2 separate regions of the Homo sapiens genome follow, and region 1 is linked to region 2. A link is an interaction called in ENCODE POLR2A ChIA-PET data of the cell type or tissue named here. Cell type or tissue: MCF 10A. All regions are shown on one strand. Links, peaks and the distances in the headings refer to the core of each region. The heading gives the core; the rest is flanking DNA.

Region 1 (10,503 bases), core at 3,573-7,572, 76 kb before region 2:
ACCTCTCTGTTCCTCAGTTTCCCCTTCTGGAAAATGAAGGTGGATCAGAAAATTTCCTATCTGAAGCTCCTTTCAGTGCCATCATTCTCTCATATGGGTTCATGGAAGAAGCAGTTTGGTTTCATGCAACTGAGCATTAGGGAAAGGTAAAGTTCTAATGGCCTACTTTCGCAAATGGGGTCAAATAGATATTTTCTCCAGTGATAGCCTGTGATTCTCTGTGATTTTTTTTTCTGGGTGCACTCTCCTCACTTTTCCTTGAATCCTTAGCAGACACTGCCATGGTCTTTCTGTGTGTCTCATGCCATTGTGACTTGTGTGACCACCAGGCATTGGGCTTGGCATGTGGCAGGTGCTCATTGCAGGAGGGAACATCTTTTCCAGATGAGGAAACTGAGGCACAGAGAGGTCTGAGTCAATGCAAAAGCAATCTAACTGCTATGATGTTTCTGCACAGCCTTCTCTGGAAGAGGAGAGATTTTATATATCTGCAAATTGCATGGACTTTCTTCTTACCTGTACCCAAACCACAGCTGCATGAGGTCAGTGAGGGACACTGTGTTCCCACTAGAACAGCTTTCAGGGCAGAAGACAGCTTTCCTCCTTACAAAGGAATCTCACATCCAGTCCTCCACAACCTATTTTACCCAAAGGCTTCTGACTAAAGACAGCTGTCTGGGGGCCCAGGAGCCAGGGTGCCAGTTCCAGCCCTGGCACAAGCATTCTTTGTGACTTGGAGCAGGTCCCTTACCCTCTTGGAGCCTTTGTTTCCTCCTCAGGGAACCAGAAGTCTGGACTAGATCAGAGCTTCTCAAATCATCCGAGGATCCTGTTAAAATGTGGAGCCTGATGAGGAGACCTGCTGGGGGCAGACATCCTGCACTTCTAACAAGCTCCCAGAGGATGCAGTTACTTTTGCCCATCTGTGGATTCACTGAGGAGCAAGCAGGACTTCTAAGGTCACCTCTTGCTCTGAAGGGACAGACCTTGAGCCCTGGCAGTGGGCACAAAGAGAGTGACAAAAACAAAAAACAAACAAACAACAACAACAACAAAAACCCAGTTGCCCAGATTTGGGTCAGCCAGGAGAGCACAGAATGTGAAATGATTCCAGAGGGATCCTTCCAACCACAGATACAAAAATCAACATCGTCATCGTCACCATCAGCAAACATTTGTGCAGTGCTTTCCCCTGTCCTGAGCAGCTGTCACATCCTTGAACCCAGTTGACCCCTACAGGCACCCTGGTGGGAGAGGAGGACACGGCTGAGGAATCCATTCAGTCCCGGTGGAGGAGCTGGGCAAGAGCACAATAGTCCCTGAAAGGATTGTTTCCATGCAGCCCTTTGATTTTCTTAGCATTTTTTTTTTTTTGGTGCCTGCTTTCTGACCCCTTCTTCCTTTGTCTCCTAATGCACCCCCACCCCGCTCCTAATTCTTCCCTCCCCCAACACACACACACACACACACACACACACACACACACAAAAACGTCAGGAGGAGAAAATCAGTGTATCCACCCACAGATTTCTCACTTTGATCCTTTCCTGTCTCACCGCCTGGAACCCAGCTTCAGAGACCAGGATTCTGGCTCGTTTTGGGGTGACCCAGTCACTTCCACTCTTCTCACTTGTAACTATGCAATTTTCCTTAAGGTGACATTTGTGAAGGATTTATGTTGTCTGGGCACTATGCTGAGTGACTTCATTCTCACTTCACCCTAGGGAGTGGGAACTCTTAACTATCTCCACTTCATTGGTGAGAAAACTGAGCCTTTAGGATGTTTGCCTGCCCAAGGTCACCTAGTTAGTAAATGATGGAGTCAGGACATTACCTGACCTTGGCTGACTGACATCAAAGATCATTGTAGATGAACGCACAGTTGTAAGAAGTAATACAGAGAGATTTGTGTAACTCTTATCCAGTTTTCTCCAAAGGGAGCATCTTGCAAAACTGTACTACAATATCATAACAAAGATATTGACACTGATAAAATCCACCAGCCTTATTCAGATTTCCTCAGTTTTACTTGTCCTCATGTGAGTGTATTTAGTTCTTTGCAATTTTAACATGTATGTAGGTCCATGTATGTAGCGCCACAGTCAAGATACACAACAGCTCTGTCAGCACAGGCTTCTGCAGCCTTTAATAATCACATCTACTTCTCCATGTCACCCAGCATCCCTCATTCTTGTAACACTAAACCTGTTCTCTATCTCTATAATTTCATTATTTCGAGAATGTTCTGTAAGTGGAAGTATATGCTTCTGGGATTGGCTTTTTGACTCAGTCTAATTCTCTTGAGAGTCACTGAGTTATGGCATGCATCAGTAGTGTTTTGTTTTTTTTTTTAATTTTAACTGAGTGGTGTTCCATGGCATAGAAGTACCACAGTTTCTTTAACCATTTACCCACTGAAGAATATCTGTGTCCAGTTTCTGGCCATTATGAGAAATGCTGCTGTGAACATTCACGTACAGGTGTTTGTGCAAACAAAAGTTTTTACTTTTCTGGGAAAAATGTCCAAGGGTATAAAGTCCTTGCTTTTACTCCCAACGTTGTGTGGCCCTCTAGGTTGGTTGCAAAGATCTTTTTTAAAAAGAGCAATGTAAGTTGAGATCTTACTATATATTTGATACTATGGTAAGTACTTTGCATGGATCAACTCATAAGTCCACAAAACAACCTTAGGCTTAAGTACTGGTGATATCCCCATTTTGCAGATGAGGAAACTGAGGCGTAGAGAAGCTACATAGTCTAAGGACACACAGAGTGTAAACAGTTGAGCCAGGATTTGAGCTCAGGCTGCCTGACTCCAGATCTGGCTATTTAACCAGCCTATGAATGAAGTTTCTTGTTTTGGCGAGGGGCAAACTTCTTCTGAAAGTAGAACTTGTATCCAGCAATTTGCATAACTCAAGTGCCCAGCACTAAGAACTTTTACAAAATGATGAATATCCCCTTGGAACCACCACTCAGATCAAGATATGAAGCCTGATAGATGCCCTGAAGTCCCCCTCCTATGTGCCTCCTGTCATTATCCCCTAAGAAAGGGAACCGCTATTTGTACTGCAGTTGCTGTATATTAGTTTTGCTCATTTTTGGATTTTATATAAATGAAACCATAGAGTAAGCTGTCTTTTATATCTGGCTTCCTTCATTCAACAATGTGCGTGCAAGACTCCTCCCTGTAGCCGTGTATAGTAGTCATGTGCTCTTTCTTCTTGCTGCCCTGTATTCCATTGTATGGATATGCCACAGCTTGTTTATTTCTTCTCCAGTTGAATGGCATGTGGTTTGCTTCCGGTTTTGGCTATCATGATTTATGCTGCTATACACACATAAATATAAATATTTAGAGTTTTCCTAGTTATGTTATTATTGATTTCTAGCTTAATTTCACTATGATCAGAGAGTATAACTGTATGATGATAAACCTTTCAAACTCATTGAGATTGGCTGGGCATGGTGGCTCTCGCCTGTAATCCCAGCACTTTGAGAGGCCCAGGCAGGAGGATCACTTGAGCCCAGGAGTTTGAGACCAGTTTGAGCAACATAGTGAGACTCCATTTCTACAAAAAATTTAAAAAAAAATAGCTGGGCATGGTGATGCACATCTATGGTCCTGAGGTTGCGGGGATAGCTTGAGCCTCAGAGATTGAGGCTGCTGTGAGCCACGGTTGTGCCACTGCACTCTAGCCTGGGCAACAGAGTGAGACCCTGTCTCAAAAAAAAAAAAAAAAAGGGAATATGTAAACTGCAGCTGTTGGTTGCATTGCCTTTTTTTTTTTTTTTTTTTTTTTGAGACAGGGTCTCATTCTGTTGCCCAGACTAGAGTGCAACGACATGATCTCGGCTCACTGCAACCTCTGTCTCCTGGGTTCAAGTGATTCTCCTGCCTTAGCCTCCCCAGTAGCTGGGATTACAGGCACGTGCCGCCATACCTGGCTAATTTTTATATTATTAGTAGAGACAGTGTTTCACCATGTTGGCCAGGCTCGTCTCAAACTCCTGACCTCAGGTGATCCACCTGCCTCAGCCTCCCAAAGAGCTGGGATTATAGGTGTGAGCCACCGTGCTCGGCCAGCTCTATTTATTTTTATTGGCTCCAGTTCATTAATCATGTTAAAATCTTTTATATCTTTACTGAATTTCTCTCTGCTTTTTCTTTCAATAACTGAGAGATGTATTTTAAAATCTCCACTAGGATAATGGATTTGACTGTTTCTCCTTTTGTCCCACTTTCTTTGAGGCTATGTTTTTTGCTGCATGCAAATTTTAAATTATTATCTTATTAAATGACTTTTTGATATTATAAAATATCTCTAGTAACAAATCTTGCCTTACAGAATGTATTGTCTTTATATGTTATATAACTACATATGTATGTGTTATAATTATGTAGTGTTGTTATTAAGTATATGTTAATGTAGTTATGTATCAGCTTTTCCTGTCCTTTTAATTTCAGTTTTTCAGACTCCTTATCTTTAAGGTAAATGTTTCATATAATCACAATGTAATTGGGTTTTACTATTTTAGATATCTGATAATTTTTGGATTGCTAAAAAAATTTTGAAAATTATTCCATTTTCCCCACCCTGCTAACTTATTCGTTATGCATTCTGTATTATTCCTGTACCTGTTCCCGTAGAGCAGCGGTCCCCAATCTTTTCCGCACCAGGGACCAGTTTAATGGAAGACAATTTTTTTCATGGATCGGGGGCAGGGGAATGGTTTTGGGATGAAACTGTTCCAGCTCAGGTCATCAGGCATTGTTAGATTCTCATAAAGAGCCTGCAACCTAGATCCCTGGAATGTGCAGCTCACGATAGGGTTGGCGCTCCTATGAGAATCTAATGCAGCTGCTGATCTGACAGGAGGCGGAGCTCAGGCGGCAATGCTCGCTCACCCCTCACTCACCTCCTGCTGTGCGGCCTGGTTCCTAACAGGCCACAGACTGCTACCTGTCCATGGCCCAGAGGTTGGGAACCCCTGCCCTAGAGAGTAGAATACTCATTGTTGGCTTGTTACATTCTGTTTAGTTTTGGATGTTACCATGGCAAGTGTTGTTAGTACAACACCATTAGTCCATTTCTCTCCTTCTGCTTTTTGTGCTACGTTATCATGTATTTAATTCTACATATATTTTAATTTCCTGAGAACATTGTTACTTTTGGTTTAAGTTGTCAGAATTTACTTATATTTACCCATATACCAATATATTTACCATTCCCAGCACTCCTCATTTATTTCTACCTTTTCGTGTTTCTATCTTGAATCATTTCCTTTAATACTTCTTTTAGTGTTGGTCTACTGGCAATGCATTTTCAAAGTTTTTTCTTGCCTGAAGTATCTTCATTTTACCTTTATTTTATTTTTAATTGGTGTGATGGTTAATATTAGGTGTCAACTTGATTGGATTGAGGGATGCCTAGATAGCTGGTAAAGTATTGTTTGTGGGCGTGTCTGTGAGGGCGTTGCCAGAGGAGATTGACATTCGAGTCAGCGGGCTGGGAGAGGCAGACCCACCCTCACTCTGGGTGGGCACCATCCCATCAGCTACCCAGACGGAGTTTTACTATGTTGGCCAGGCTGGTTTCGAATTCCTGACCTCAGGTTATCCACTTGCCTTGGCCTCCCAAAGTGCTGGGATTATAGGCATGAGCCACTGCGCCCAGCCCAGACTATATATTTTTATGTTTCATGCTAACAGTTTTCAGATCCTACCCACCTTTCTTCCCCTTTTACTCCACATCTGGGCTTTACCTTTGTGATCTAATCACCTCCCAAAGCCTTCACTTCCTAATACTATCACCTTGGGGCTTCGGTTTCAACACATGAATTTTGTGGGAGGACACAGACATTCAGAACCCAGCACCAAACAATGAATCACCACAATCTAGTCAAGTTGACACGTGCAATTCGCCACCAACTGCTCCATTTTTTCTCTCCTGTATTCTTGTGCCTCCAATTACATGTTGTTAAATATCTTCTACTTGGTCCCATATATATGTCTAATTTTCTGTATTTTTATCCTTTTTCTCTCTGCTTTAGTTTGAATATTTTTATATTTCTATTTTCTGGTTCACTTGTTCTCTCTTCTGATAGGTATACTGAGCTAACAATTAAAATTTTACTTTCTATTGTATATTTTTCAATTTTAGGATTTCCAATTGGCTATTTTTAAATAGATGCCAGTTTCTGGGGATTTTCTCCACCACTCTGCCTGTCTTTTGGCATTGTAATCATGGCTATTTTAAAGTTTATGTCTGGAAAGTTCAATACCTGGTTCTTCTGCTGTCTGTTTTTACTCTCCATTTTTCTCTTGATTTTCAGCATTTAATCATGTTGCCTGTCCTGCCTGGTAATTTTTTATTGCAGGCTGAAAATTGCATATGAAAAGTTATAGAGCTTATGGTTGGTGTTATATTCTTTCAGAAAGGGTTTAATTTTCTTCTTATTGGCACATAGAGTATGGCCAAATCATCTTTATCTAGTCACAGCTGGCCTGTTTCACATTTCCTCTTATTCTAACCCTTTTTAGGGTTTCGGTGGAAAGCTTGAGGTGTTTGTTGGGAGCCCTAATCCTTAACTTGCTGTGAACTCCAGTTTTTATTTCCCCAACCCCATGAGACTGCCATGTTCTCTGCTCATCTTTTAGCTTTAGAAGTTGCTTTATAGTGGGGTTCTCTGGGCCTCTTTCTGTGATTACACAGGATTTCTCTTGGGGAGAAATCATATACAGACTGTAGGACTCACTTCTCTGTGGTTCCCCGTCATCTGGTATCTAGTCCCTTATGTCATGGCCACTTTTTACTCCAAACTCTAATTTTTCCAGTCTGCAGCACAAAAGAGGGTCCTCATCAGAACCACACCATGCTGGCAACCTGATCTCAGCTTTCCATCTTCCAGACTTGTGAGAAATGAATTTCTGTTATCTATAAGCCAGCCAGTCTGTGATATTTTGTTATAGCAGCTTAAACTGATGAAGACCAAAACTGGTACCAAAAAGTGGGGGTGCCTCCTATAACAAATACCTAAAAATGTGGAAGCAGTTTTGGGTAATGGGTAGAAGCTGGAAGAGTTTTGAAGTGCCCACTAGGAGAGGTCAAAATTGTTAAGACTTTTGAAGTGCATACTAGGAAAGGTCAAAATTGTCACTAAAAACAAAAAACAAAAAACATAAAAACAGGATCTTGCTTTGTCACTCAGGCTGGAGAGCAGTGGTGCAATCATGGCTCACTGCAGCCTTGACTTCCTGGGCTCAAGTAATCCTACTGCCTCCGCCTCCCCAGTGGCTAGGGCTACTGATGTGTGCCATCACACCTGACTAATTTTTTTGATTTTTAGTAGATAGATGGTCTTGCTATGTTGCCCAGGCTGGTCTTCAACTCCTGAGCTCAACTATTCTCCTGCCTTGGCCTCTCAAAGTGCTGGAATTACAGCACTTTTGGCCACTGTGCCTGGCCAAAAGTACTTTTAAAGATGATTCAGAAAGGAAAGATGAGAGGTATTGAGAAAGCTTCTGTCTTCTTAGAGAATACATAAATAATCGTGTACAGAATGTTGGTGGAAATATGGCTAATAAAGGCCATTCTGATGAGGTGTCTGACAGGAATGAGGAACAAATTGTTAGACAATGGAAAAAAGGCAATCCTTGTTATAAAGTGGCAAAAAACCTTGGCTGAATTGTCTTTGCATTCTAGTATTTTTGTGGAAGATAAAACTCGTGAGCAGTGAAAGTGGATATTTAGCAGAGGAGATTTCTAAGCCAAGTGTTGAAGAAGTCACTGGCTTCCTTCTGACCACTTAAGGCAAAACATAAGAAGATGGAAATGGCTTGAAGATGGAATTATCGAGCAAAAGGAACTAGAACTTAAAGATGTGGAAAATTCTCAGCCTACTCATATTGCAAAAATGGAGAAAGTGTGTTTGGAAAATAACACTAAGGGTGTGGCTAACTGACCATTTGATATGGAGGTCAGTATAGGTGTGAACCATGGACTTAATCAACCAGCGGTTTCCCAGCAGGACAACTGTCAGTTTGAACTAAATAGGAAGGGGATGGTAAAGAATGAAGGAAAGTTGTTGGACTTTTTGGATTTTACAGGACAGGACTATAGAGCTATTCAGTTGTGAATGTGTGCTCTTGTTAAAGACAAGGGGAAGAATGAACCCAAGGGCAATGCAGAGGTCAGTAGGTTACCTTCTTAGTTTCAAAAGGAGGGACCATTGCCTTGCTTTCAACAGAAATGAGCTCCACCCAAAGCTGTTGGGGATACCACCTCCTGGCAGAGCCCTGGAGCTGCAAGTCCTGTCCAGCAGAGCTTTTTGGAGAAGACCACCTCCCAAGTGGGTCTGCAAGACTGTACCTCTGCCCCAGTGTGTCCAGTGGCCCTAGAGGGGAGAGCATCAAGCCACAGAGGATTATCTTCAGCCTGAAGACCTGGTGAAAGTTGTCTTGTGAGGTTTGGGACTCCCTTGGGATCTGTTAACCCTTCTTTCTTTTCTATTTCTCCGTGTCAGAATGGGAATGTCTATCTATGTCTGTCTCACCACTGTATTTTGAAAACATGTTTGGTTTCACATGTTTGCAGCTGTGAATTTTGCCTCAGAATGAATTGTACTCTGAGTCTCACCTTATCTGATTTAGATGATACTTAGATAAGAGTTTGGAGTTGATGATGCTAGAATGAGTTAAAACTTTGAGGGCTTTGGGGATGGAATGAATATATTTTACATGTGAGAAGGATATGATCTTTGCGGGGTTTGGAACAGAATGCAGTGGACTAATGTTCGTGTTACCTCCAAAATTTCTATATTGAAATCTTAATCCCAATATGATAGTATTTGGAAATCAGGCCTTTGGGAAGTGATTAGGTCATGAGGGTAGAGCCCTGATAAATGAGATTGATGCTTTTATAAGAAGAGGCCATTTCATATGGAACCAAAATAGATCCTGTATAGCCAAGACAATCTTAAGCAAAAAGAACAAAGCTGGAGGCCTCATGCTATCTGACTTCAAACTATACTACAAAGCTACAGTATCCAAAGCAGCATGGTATTGGTACCAAAACAGACATATAGGCCAATGGAACAGAACAGAGGCCTCAAAAGGAACATCACACATCTACAACCATCTGTTCTTTGACAAGTCTGACAAAAACAAGCAATGGAGAAAGGACCTCCTATTTAATACATGGTACTGGGAAAACTGGCTAGCCATATGCAGAAAATTGAAACTGGACCCCTTCCTTAAACCTTCTACAAAAATTAACTCAAGATGGATTAACGATTTAAATGTAAAACCCAAAACCATAAAAACCCTAGAAGAAAACCTAGGCAATCATAGGGATGGGCAAAGACTTCGTGAGGAAAACGCCAAAAGCAATTGCAACAAAAGCCAGAATTGATAAATGGGATCTAATTAATCTAAAGAGCTTTTGCACAACAAAAGAAACTAGCATCAGAGTGAACAGGCAACCTACAGAATGGGAGAAAATGTTTGCAATCTACCCATCTGACAAATGTCTAATATCCAGAATTTACAAGAAACTTAAACAAATTTACAAGAAAAAACAAACAACCCCATCAAAAAGTGGGCAAAGGATATGAACAGACACTTCTCAAAAGAAGACATTTATGAGCCAGCAAACACATGAAAAGAAGTTCAACATCACTGATAGTTAGAGAACTGCAAACTAAAACGACAGTGAGATACCATCTCATGCCAGTTGGAATGGCAATTATTAAAAAGTCAGGAAACAATAGATGCTGGTGAGGCTGTTGGTGGGAATGTAAATTAGTTCAACCATTGTGGAAGACAGTGTGGCAATTCCTCAGGATATAGAACCAGAAATACCATTTGACCTAGCAATCCCATTACTGGGTATATATGCCAAAAGGAATATAAATCATTCTACTATAAAGACACATGCACATGTATGTTTATTGCAGCACTATTTACAATAGCAGACATAGAACCAACCCAAATGCCCATCAATTGATAGACTGGATAAAGAAAATGTGGTACATATACACCATGGAATACTATGCAGCCATAAAAAGGAATGAGATCATGTCCTTTGCAGGGACATGGATGGAGCTGGAAGCCATCATCCTCAGCAAACTAACACAGGAACAGAAAACCAAACACCGCATGTTCTCACTTATAAGTAGGAGTTGAACAATAAGAACACATGGACACAGGGAGGGGAACAACACACACCAGGGCCAGTTGGGGAGTGGGGGGCATTAGGACAAATAGCTAATGTATGTGGGGCTTAAAACCTAGATGATGAGTCGATAGATGCAACAAAACACCATGGCACACATATACCTATGTAACAAAACTACACATTCTGCACTTGTATCCCAGAACTTAAAGTAAAATTAAAAAAAAAAAAAAAAAAAAAAAAAAAAAAAAGGACTGTGATCCAGCTAGCTTTCTTTCCACTATGTGAGGCTACTAGTAGAAGTTACTATGCAACCCAAAAGAAGGCC
Region 2 (10,503 bases), core at 4,040-8,039:
TGCCTCAGCCTCCCAAAGTGCTGGGATTACAGGCCTGAGCCACTGTGCCCAGCCAATCACCTTGATTTTAAACTGCTGGACTCTGGAACAGTGAGTAGTAAATTTCAGTTGTTTGAAGCCATGCAGATTGTGGTTATTTGTTATAGCAGCTCCGGGAAACTCACACAGCCCCATTTAGTCCATTTTTCAACACGTCTGTCCCGTGCTAAAGCCCAGTGGCTCTCACCTCCTTTAGAATAAAGAATTGCATTTTCCTGATGACTAATATAGAGTACCTTCATATGCCTATTGCTATTTGAATATTCTCTTTTTTTTTTGTATCTGCTCAAGTCTTTTGCCCATTTAAAAAATAGGATAGTTTCTTTTTCTTATTGGTTTATAGGCATTCTTTATATATTCTGGATACTACTCTTTTGTCAGGTGTATATATTGTGAATATATTCTCCTGTTCTGTGGGCTGCTGCTACACTCTTTTAATGGTGTTTTTGGATATAGTACTTAATTTTAATATATCCCACTTTATTAGTTTTTAATCTTGTAGTTAGCACCCTTTTTGTCCTATTTAAGAAATCTAAGGCCAGGCGCAGTGGCTCGCGCCTGTAATCCCAGCACTTTGGGAGGTCGAGGTGGGTGGATCACGAGGTCAGGAGATGGAGACCATTCTGGCTAACACGGTGAAACCACCGTCTCTATTAAAAATACAAAAAAATTAGCTGGGCCTGATGGCACATGCCTGTAGTCCCAGCTACTCAGGAGACTGAGGCAGGAGAATCGCTTGAGCCCGGAACGCGGAGGTTGCAGTGAGCCGAGATCGTGCCACCACACTCCAGCCTGGGCGACAGAGTGAGACTCCATCTCAAAAAAAAAAAAAAAAAAAAAAAAGAAATCTCAGTTTACTCTGAGATCATGAAGATGTTATTCTATGTTTCTTCTAAAACATTATTGTTTACCTTTCATTTTATTTAATTAATTAATTAATTTTTGAGACAGTTTTCCTCTTGTTGCCCAGGCTGCAGTGCAATGGCGCTCGGCTCACCGCAACCTCCACCTCCCAGGTTCAAGAGATTCTCCTGCCTCAGCCTACCGAGTAGCTGAGATTACAGGCATGCACCATCATGCCTGGCTAATTTTGTATTTTTAGTAGAGACAGGGTTTCTCCATATTGTTCAGGCTGGTCTCGAACTCCTGACCTCAGGTGATCTGCCCGCCTCGGCCTCCCGAAGTGCTGGGATTATAGGCGTGAGCCACCACGCCCAGCCTACCTTTCATTTCATATTTGGATCTATAAGCTATCTGGAATTGATTTTTGTGAATGGTGTGAGATGGAATTCAGCTTTGTTTTTTCCCCACATAGACATTCAATTGACTGATCACTGCAATGCTATCTTTGACATAAGCAGATGACCGTGTATGTTTGGGTATGGTAACTGGTTTTTAAGTTTATCCTGCCCCTGGAATCTCAGCTCCAAGGCAACAGTAAGCTTTTATTGACAGGAGGAGGCCAATCCATAGCCTTGGGCTGCAGGACTGATGAGGAGGAGGCAAGAAGGGTGGGGCTCTGGGTCCCTGGTTCTTGTCAAGCAGATCAACTCACAAGGTGTCTGGGTTCCTCTTTGGCTTAACTCGTGAGCCTGCTTGGGGAGGTGGTTGGTCCCAGGTTTGCAATGGCCTGTCACTTCTATAATCAGAAAAGCAGTTCTCAACCTATGGATAATTAGGAGTTGATAGTAACCACATTTTGATCTGTAAGTGCTTACATTTTAGGCCCTTTCCAGGCCCTCTAGGGTGGTGGTAGGAGCAATAATTCTTTTATCAGGAGTATAAGGAGGCATGAAGGAAAGCTACGAACAGGGGTGCCATTTGACCTAGGCATTGAAGGATGAATAGGAGTTTTAATATTTAAAAAAAAAAGAAAGAAAGAACCAACAGGAAGGGCACTGCAGGCAGCACAGGGAATAAGCATGGGCAAAGGCAGGGAGACATGCATGAGCTTAGTAGGGGAGCAGGGTAGGCCGGCCATGGTGGCTCACACCTGTAATCCCAGCACTTTGGGTGGCCAAGGTGCGTGGATCACCTGAGGTTGGGAGTTCGAGACCATCCTGACCAACATGTAGAAAACTTGTCTCTACTAAAAATACAAAATTAGCCGGGCATGGTGGCACATGCCTATAATCCTAGCTGCTCGGGAGGCTGAGGCAGGAGAATCGCTTGAACCTGGGAGGTGGAGGTTGTGGGGAGCCGAGATTGCACCATTGCACTGCAGCCTGGGCAAGAAGAGCGAAACTCCATCTCAAAAAAATAAAAGGGGGAGCAGGCTGAACCTTTTAGGGTAGATATAATAGCAGAGGATGTAGGGAAGGGAAGGAAAAATGCAAAGCAATGTGAGTTTTAATAAAAACCACATGGTTATCTGACCTTAGAAGACGCTGTGGTCTGAATGTGTTCCCCAGATTCATATGTTGAAACTTAATGGCCAATGTAATGGTATTAAGAGGTGGGGCCTTTAGGAGATGATTAGGTCTTGAGGGTTCCACTCTCATGCATGGGACTAATGCCTTATGTTTTAGTCCGTTCTCCCACTGCTATAAGGAAATACCTGAGACTGGATAATTTACAAAAAAGGTTGGACTGGCTCATGGTTCCACAGGCTGTACAGGAAGCATGATGGCTTCCGAGGAGGCCTCAGGAAAGTTTCAAACATGGTGGAAGGTGAAGGGGAAGCAGGGACATTACATGGCTGGAGCAGGAGGAGGAGAGAGACAGGGAAGGTGCCACACACTGTTAAACAACCAGATCTGAGAACTCTGTCATGAGACAGCTCTACGGGGATGGTGTTAAACTATTAGAAACTGCTCACATGATCCAATCACTTCCCAGCAGGCCCCACCTTCAGCATTGAGGGTTACAATTCGGCATTAGATTTGGGTGGGGACACAGATCCAAACCACATCACCTTATGAAAGAGGCTTCATTACATACGTCCCTTTGCCCTTCTCTTCCTCCCACCATGTGAGGACACAGCATTTATCCCCTCCAGAGGATGCAGCAAGAAGGCACCCTCTTGGAAACAGAGCAGCCCTCACCAGAACTGAACTTGCTAGTGCCTTGATTTTGGGTTCCCAGCCTCCAGAGCTTTGAAAAATACAATTTTGCTCTTTATAAATTCACCACTCTTAGGTATTTTGTGATAGCATCAGAAATGACTAACGCAGAAGGCTTAGAATGGATGCAACCCTCCCACTTGCCGTTCCTCCTGGCCATGGAAGCCATGTGCTGTCAGTAACAACAATAACTACAATCTGCACATTGACAGGGGGCCAGGCCTATCATTTCATGCATTTGTGTTTTTAAATCTCCATTTCGCAGAATTGTTCAATGACTATTAAGCTTGGGTGTTTGGCAAACTTGGGTCTCACTTCTATTCATGGGCTGTGTGGGGCACTTACTGAGCCTCAGTTTCTCCATCTGTGAAGTGGGCCACAGTGTTACCTACTTACTGAGCCTCAGTTTCTCCATCTGTGAAGTGGGGTCACAGTGTTACCTACTTACTGAGCCTCAGTTTCTCCATCTGTGAAGTGGGGTCACAGTGTTACCTACTTCATGGATGTCGTGAAGATTACACTGAGCGGGATCATTTAATCCTCATACGCAGGAGACCCTGATCCTAACTTATCCAAAAACTTTACAAGGAAACTGCTGAGAGCCCAACCACTTTAGGGCCTTTGCTTGGCCTCTCTAAGATTCTTCTGACCTTTCCCACACAGTCACAATGTGTCAGCCTAGCTCTGAGCATCATCTCCTCACCCAACAATAGCACAGTAGGAAGGGAGTGACAGGGAACGCTCCTCTCTCCTTCCTCAGTGACGAAGAACTGTCCCAGAAGCTTCCCTGCCCTGAAAGACATCACTGATGTCTCACTTAGCAGACCTAGGACAAGAGGCCACTCCTAGTTGTCAGGGAGGCTGGGAGTACGAGCATCTAGCTGGCGGTCTCGGCTTCTCTTGTGGTGCTGGTCTCCAATGAGAAAGCAGGGAGGGGATGGGTTGTGGGTGTATTTCAGTGTTGGCTGTTCTGAGGTAGGAACTGAGCAGTTGAGAAAGGTCTGTGCATGTGTCTCAGAGGTGGAGATGACAGTGGGGGTGAGAGAGACAGAGCAGAGAACTGCTGCTGTCAGACAGATATGGGGGCTTAGACACAACAATGCCTCTCCAGTCATTTTATAGAGGAGGACCCTGGGGTCCGGACAAGAAAAGGATGCCCACTCAGCGCATGGTAGCCAGGGGATTCAGGGGACAGGCCTGCCTGGAGTGGAGCTTGCAGGATGGGAACCAGTGGAAGATGAAGTTAGGGTGCTAGAACAGCCTCGGAGGAGATGCACAGAGTTGGGGCAGACTGCTGCCCACTCTACATCTCTTTTCCTTAGTAACAAAACCTAATGAATTCAGGGCTATAATATGCCCAACTAAAAGACTGTACTTCCTGGTTCTCTTGAAGGCAGGTGTGGTCATATGGCTAAGTTCTGGCCAATGAATGAAAGCAGAAGTGTCAGAGGGACTTCTAGGAAGATTCCTTAAGGGAGCTGACTCATCTCGATCGAGCATTCCTTCCTTCCTCCTTCCAGGTGTCTGGAATGCAGATGTGATGTCTGGAACTCTAGCAGCTCTCTTGTATCCTGAGAGGACTTTGGGTCTGGAAGCCACATGCTAAGCTGGGGGGACAGCATGATGGAAAGAGTCTGGGTCCTGAACTTTCACATGTGTCTTCCATGTGGTCTTCATGAGATAGTGGGTATCGTCGCCTGCACTTTACAGATGAAGAAACTGAAGGAGAGAGAGCCAAGATTCCTACCCCCAGAAAGGCCGAGATTCAAACCCATTCTGTCTTATGTCAGAACTCCTGCTTGTATCAGTTGGAATTCTGTTTGGAAAAGTAGGTTTATTTTTCTCATGTAACAGGAAACCCGAAGGCAGGTGATTGCTGGTGTTGATTTAGCAGTTCAAGGGAGTAGGACTGACATGTCTGTTTTTCTCTTCACTGTTTTCTCTTGGTTGCAAGATGGCTACTGCTGCTCTGACCATGACATTCCTGTTCAAGGAAGAAAGAAAGGGGAACAGGGGCAGTACCAGCAACATGTGAACCCTTTCACTGAAAAAGTCAAAGCTTTCCAGAATCTGCTAAAGGCTTCTGCTTAGCCCAGCATGGCAGATTGTATTTTCCAAAGATGGTGCCAGCGATATTTCCCATTACACACGCTCTTCTGCAAGGTGCCCTTGCCACTCCCTCATCGAGAGGTAGGGGCTGGGCTGAGAGCGGTGGCTCATGCCTGTAATCCCAGCACTTTGGGAGGCTGAGGCAGGTGGATCACCTGAGGTCAGGAGATGGAAACCAGCCTGGCCAACATGGTGAAAACCTGTATATACTAAAAATACAAAAATTAGCTGGGTGTGATGGTAGGCACTTGTAATCTCAGTTACTTGGGAGGCTGAGGCAGGAGAATCGCTTGAGCCCAGGAGGCAGAAGTTACAATGAGCAGAGATCATGCCACTGCACTTCAGCCTGGGCAACATAGTGAAACTCTGTCTCAAAAAAAAAAAAAAAGGTAGGGGTTGTTTCTCCACTGTCTTGAACTTGGGAAGATCCTATGACTACATAGAACACAACGGAATTGCCTGTGCACAGCTCCAGGTGTGGCCCATAACTGGCTAGGAGCTTCCACCTCCTCCCTCCGCTCTGCAAGAAGTCAGATAACTCAGAGGCTGCCATGTTAGGAGAAACTCTGGAGGAGGAAAAGGCACCTGGAGAGATGGGGGAGCTCAGGGGTTCTGAGGCTCCAGACATGAGGTGAGGCCATCCTGGAGGTGGGTCCTTCAGCCCCAGCCACCTTAACTGGGCCCATGTAGAGCAGAGACAGCCACCCAGCTGGCTCTTCCCGATTGCCTGACCCACAAAACCATCAGCAAAATACAGAAGTTGTCCTAGGCTCCTAAGTTAAGAGGTGTTTGGTTGGACAGGGATAGGTAACTAGAACCTCCATAGTGGCCGAAAGATAACTGGCAGCAGTAGATCACTGGAACCTCCACTTGGCCATGCCTGACCTAAAAGGAGGTTAAGAAAACAAATGTTTAGTTTTTCCAGCCCCAAGATACATGGAGGTAAAGGAGAGGCTCCTCCCACCAGGCGCCCCTGGTTCTCTTTACTTTTGTGATTGAACCAAATAAAAACATCCACCACGCATTGGGCCCTATGTGTCAGGCACACGCAGCTTCTTTCACAAGGCAGGCGGTATTTATGGCTCCCATTTTGCATATGGTAATTACCCAGATTGTCCAGCTAGGAAGAGTTTGAGCCTGGCTTTGGACCCATGAAGGTCAACGCCTTACCCACCTGCTTTGTGGCTATAGCTATAGTGGAGAGTGAGTAGGTTAACAGCTTGGAGAACAGCGTTTTTGGTAGAAGGAACAGCCAGCCAGAGCAAGGATACACAGAATGATGACACAGCGAGGCTGGGGAGGGAACAGGGGTTGTGCAGGATGTGAGTCAGAGACCAGGCTGTTTTGCGGCCTCAAAATCTTGGACTTGAACCTGGAGGCAGCAGGGAGCCACTTCAGGGTCCGTTTCTTTAATTAAAATATTTGAATCAACAATAGAGTCGCATGGCTCACAAACCAACAAATATACAAGGGAAATGGAAAAGTTTCCTTTTGACGTCCCCACTCCCATTTTCATTAGTCTCCCAGGTTAGTTTTCTGTGTCGCCTTTCAGAGTTTAAGTGAAACAATGGTCAGTGAAGATTCTTATTTTTCCTGTTAACACAAAATATTATGGTGTCATTCTGCACCTGGCTTTTTTTGCTTAGTGATGAAAAATTTACCCTTTAAAGTGTATATAATTCAGTGGTTTTTCAGTATGTTTACAGAGTTGTGTAACTGTGACCACTATCTCATTCTAAAATACTCTCATCACCCCAGAAAGAATCCTGACTTTCTATTTCCTTTGTTTTTTTTTTTTTTTTTTGAGATAGAGTCTCGCTCTGTTGCCCAGGCTGGAGTGCAGTGGCACAATCTTGGCTCACTGCAACCTCTGCCTCCTGGGTTCAAGGGATTCTCCTGACTCAGCCTCCCCAGTAGCCGGGATTATAGGCACCCACCACTACTCCCAACTAATTTTTGTATTTTTTTTTTTTTGAGAGAGTCTTGCTCTGTTGCCCAGGCTAGAGTAGAGTGGCACGATCTCGGCTCACTGCAACCTCCACCGCCGAAGTTCAAGCAATTCTCTGCCTCAGCCTCCCAGGTAGCTGGGATTACAGGCACCTGCCACCATGCCTGGCTAATTTTTGTATTTTTAGTAGAGACCATGTTTCACCATCTTGGCCAGGCTGGTCTTGAGCTCCTGAACTCATGATCCATGAGGATCATGGCCTCCCAAAGTGCTGGGATTACAGGCATGAACCATCGCACCCAGCCCAATTTTTGTATTTTTAGTAGAGACAGGGTTGCACCATGTTGGCTAGACTGGTCTAGAACTCCTGATCTCAAGTGATCTTCTGCCCCAGCCTCCCAAAGTGCTGGGATTACAGGTATGAGTCATCATGCCCAGCTCTTTCTATTTCCTATATTGCCCTGGCAACCATGAATCTCTTTTCTAATAGTTTATCTTGCAGATCTTTGCATATCAGAGCACAGAACACTTTTTTTTTTTTTTTTTTTTTTTTTTTTTTTTTTTTTTTTGGAGAGAGGGTCTTGCTCTCTCACCCAGACTGGAGTGCGATGGCACAATCACAGCTCCCTGCACTCTCCTTGACCTTCCTGGCTCAAGCGATCCTCCTGCTTCAGCTTTCCAAGAAGCTGAAACTACAGGTCCATGCCACCATGCCTGGCTAAGTTTTAAATTTTTGGTAGAGACAGGGATCTCCTTATATTGCTCAGGCTGGTCTTGAACTCCTAGGCTTAAGGGATTCTCCCACCTTGGCCTCCCAAAGTGCTGGAATTACAGGAGTGAGACACTACACCTACCTAGTCTTTCCTTTTTTTATTTGAGTAATAGGTAGGGTCTCAATGCACAGGTATATTGTGATTTATTCACAATCCCATAAGCATAGCTATTGGGTTATTTCTAGTTGTTCTCTGTTATACACAGCCCTGCACTGAATAGCACTGGACCACAATGGATAGCAGCATTGTGCCTGCACATAAGCAGCATAGTAGGACACGTTCCTAGATATATAATTGCTGGGTCAAGGGCTCCATGGGAATTTGCAATTTTGATATATATTTCCAAATTGCCCACCACAGGGTTGTACCACATGGACTCTCAGATATGGAGGATAGATTGGGGCCAGTGTGGCTGTGGTGGGGTGGCAGGGCTGGTGGGGAGGGGACTACTGTGGCATTCCAGCTGAGGGATGAGGACCCTTGGAAGGTTAAACCCAAGGGACAAGGACATGGTGACTGGTTAGAGACTGTCTGAGGAGAGGATGGTGAGAGTTACTCACGATGATCCCTGGAGGTGGCATTCCCCCACTGTCCCCCACTGTCCATTCTCTCCTGCTTCTACAGTAATTGAGTTCTTAGCTGGCATGTGGGTGCCTAGCTGATGCCTACTTTCCCAGACCCTCTTGCAGCCAGGTGTGGCCATGGGATCAGGTTCCAGCCAATGAGCTGTGAACCAAAGTGATATGTGCAACTTGCAGGGCATGTCCTTCCTCTGCCCCTTTTCTTCTCACTGGCTGGAGTGCAGATGTGAGGGCAGGAGCCAGAGGAACCATATTGGGCCATGAGTGGGAGTTTCCTGTTAGGCAGAGCAAGAAGACAGAGGAAGCTTGGGTCCCTGGTGAGAGAGAAACAAACCTCTCTCTCGAGTTTAAGCCACGATTATTCTGGGTCTCTCTTAGAGTCACTATACATGAATGACAGTTTCTGTCCTCCTGCCAGTGTGTGCCTTTCACTAAACCAGAGGCTGCAAAGAGACAGCCAAGCTGTTTTTACTTTCTGGATATTGAATCTCACTCTGTGCCAGGTGTGGTCTTGGGTGCTGGAGTGTGGTGTGGCCAGGGCAGATGCAGTCACCTTACCTGGGGACCATCACACAAGGGCCTGCAGGAGGGGCTGAGCTGGAATGGGGCTCAAAGGTCTCCTGAGGAGGTAACATTTAAGCTGAGACCTGCAGGAGGCAGGGCCAACGCAGGAAGGGAATGTAGTGTCAGGCAGAGGAAACAAGAGAATGGCAAATTTGCGGCTTGGCAAGAAGTTGTGGATGGAAGTGGAGAGTGCAGTGACACGATCAAGGCTACTGTGTCGCTGGCCACTTTGTCCAGGACAAAGTTTAGGATAAAAACTCTCACACCAAGAGAACACAGCCTGCCCTAACTTCCCCTTCTGGGTGGGTTGTGGTCATTGGGAAATATTTAGTGATTGGCCGTTTAACTTTTAGAAAGATTCTTCCTAGATTTGGGACCCCGTGAGAAATTAAACACCAACCTGCATCTGGAACTTTTCTTCCCAGCGTCAATGTTACGAAGTTATCCAGTGGGTCCCTCTTGGTCATCCCAAGCTAACCACCCTCAGGGAATTAATCATATCGCTGTTCCTGCCAACAACAATATTCATTCAGGAGAAAGCAAACAGTCAAAATTGCACACTGATAAGATGGGTTTGGAAGCTCATAAAGAAGAGAATTTTCTACAGCTAGACAAATTACAATTTTCTCGCCGGGCACGGTGGCTCACACCTGTAATCCCAGTACTTTGGGAGGCCGAGACGGGCAGGTCACCTGAGGTCAGGAGTTCGAGAGCAGTCTGACCAACATGGAGAAACCCTGTCTCTACTGAAAATACAAAATTAGCTGAGGCAGGAGAATCGCTTGAACTGGGGAATTGGGGAGGCGGAGATTGCGCCATTGTACTCCAGCCTGGGCAACAAGAGCGAAACTCCGTCTCAAAAAAAAAAAAAAAGGAAAAATATATATAATTTTCTTAATTTTCTTACATGCACACACCAAAAAGCAAGGGCTCATGAGGCATGTTTCATGTCCAGCTTAAAGGGAGCCCAACATAGAGAATTTACAGGGATTTTCACCTTTATTTATCTTTGCTCTTTTAGGGGACTGAAGGCCTTGCTGGTTTCCTTTTCTCCTATTTCTGTTCCTATGTGGGGATATGACCTTTGAGGTGAAGTTGGGATTCATATGGATGCACATTTGGGGAGACTGTTGAGATTTACTCAGTTATTTATGGAGCATTTATTCATTTTAAGCATTTATTCACTCAACACGCATCCCATGCGTCATTGGCTGGCAGAGGGCTGGGGGCCCAGGGGTGGGTGGTGCATGACCCCTGCCCTCAGGTGGTTGTGAGGGAGTCCTGTGAATGGACAATGACAGTACTGTGTGACAGGTGCTATGCGAGGGGCTGTGGGGACACAGAGGGAGGCCCTGAAGCAGGCTGGATGGGGCTTGGGGAAGGTCTGTTGGAGCCTTGAAGCAGGGTCCTTTCACTTGGGTCTTGCC

Evidence for each region. ChIA-PET counts read pairs that join two places held together with the same protein. Peaks named below come from ENCODE experiments on the same cell type or tissue, not always from the same donor. Only the 100,000 strongest peaks of a DNase experiment are listed, where the experiment ranks them.
Region 1: POLR2A ChIA-PET joins it to region 2 with 5 read pairs; 10 of 35 experiments call an interaction of 5 or more read pairs at or near these places.

Annotation. Positions count from the first base shown.
Region 1 is chr4:4,577,937-4,588,439 of GRCh38, forward strand. All of the region lies in intron 2 of LOC124900165, which reads left to right. The region is part of intron 2 of STX18-AS1 (STX18 antisense RNA 1 (head to head)); the gene reads left to right. Among named protein-coding and RNA genes, the nearest start is that of LINC03091, 7.3 kb to the left of the region's middle. RefSeq lists an enhancer at 4,411-4,911. In MCF 10A, for the core only: no CTCF peak of the experiment used is centred there; a DNase peak (open chromatin) is centred at 5,875.
Region 2 is chr4:4,653,668-4,664,170 of GRCh38, forward strand. All of the region lies in intron 5 of LOC124900165, which reads left to right. All of the region lies in intron 4 of STX18-AS1 (STX18 antisense RNA 1 (head to head)), which reads left to right. Among named protein-coding and RNA genes, the nearest start is that of SNORD162, 5.4 kb to the right of the region's middle. RefSeq lists an enhancer at 6,423-6,567 and a cis regulatory region at 6,490-6,500. In MCF 10A, for the core only: no CTCF peak of the experiment used is centred there; a DNase peak (open chromatin) is centred at 6,504.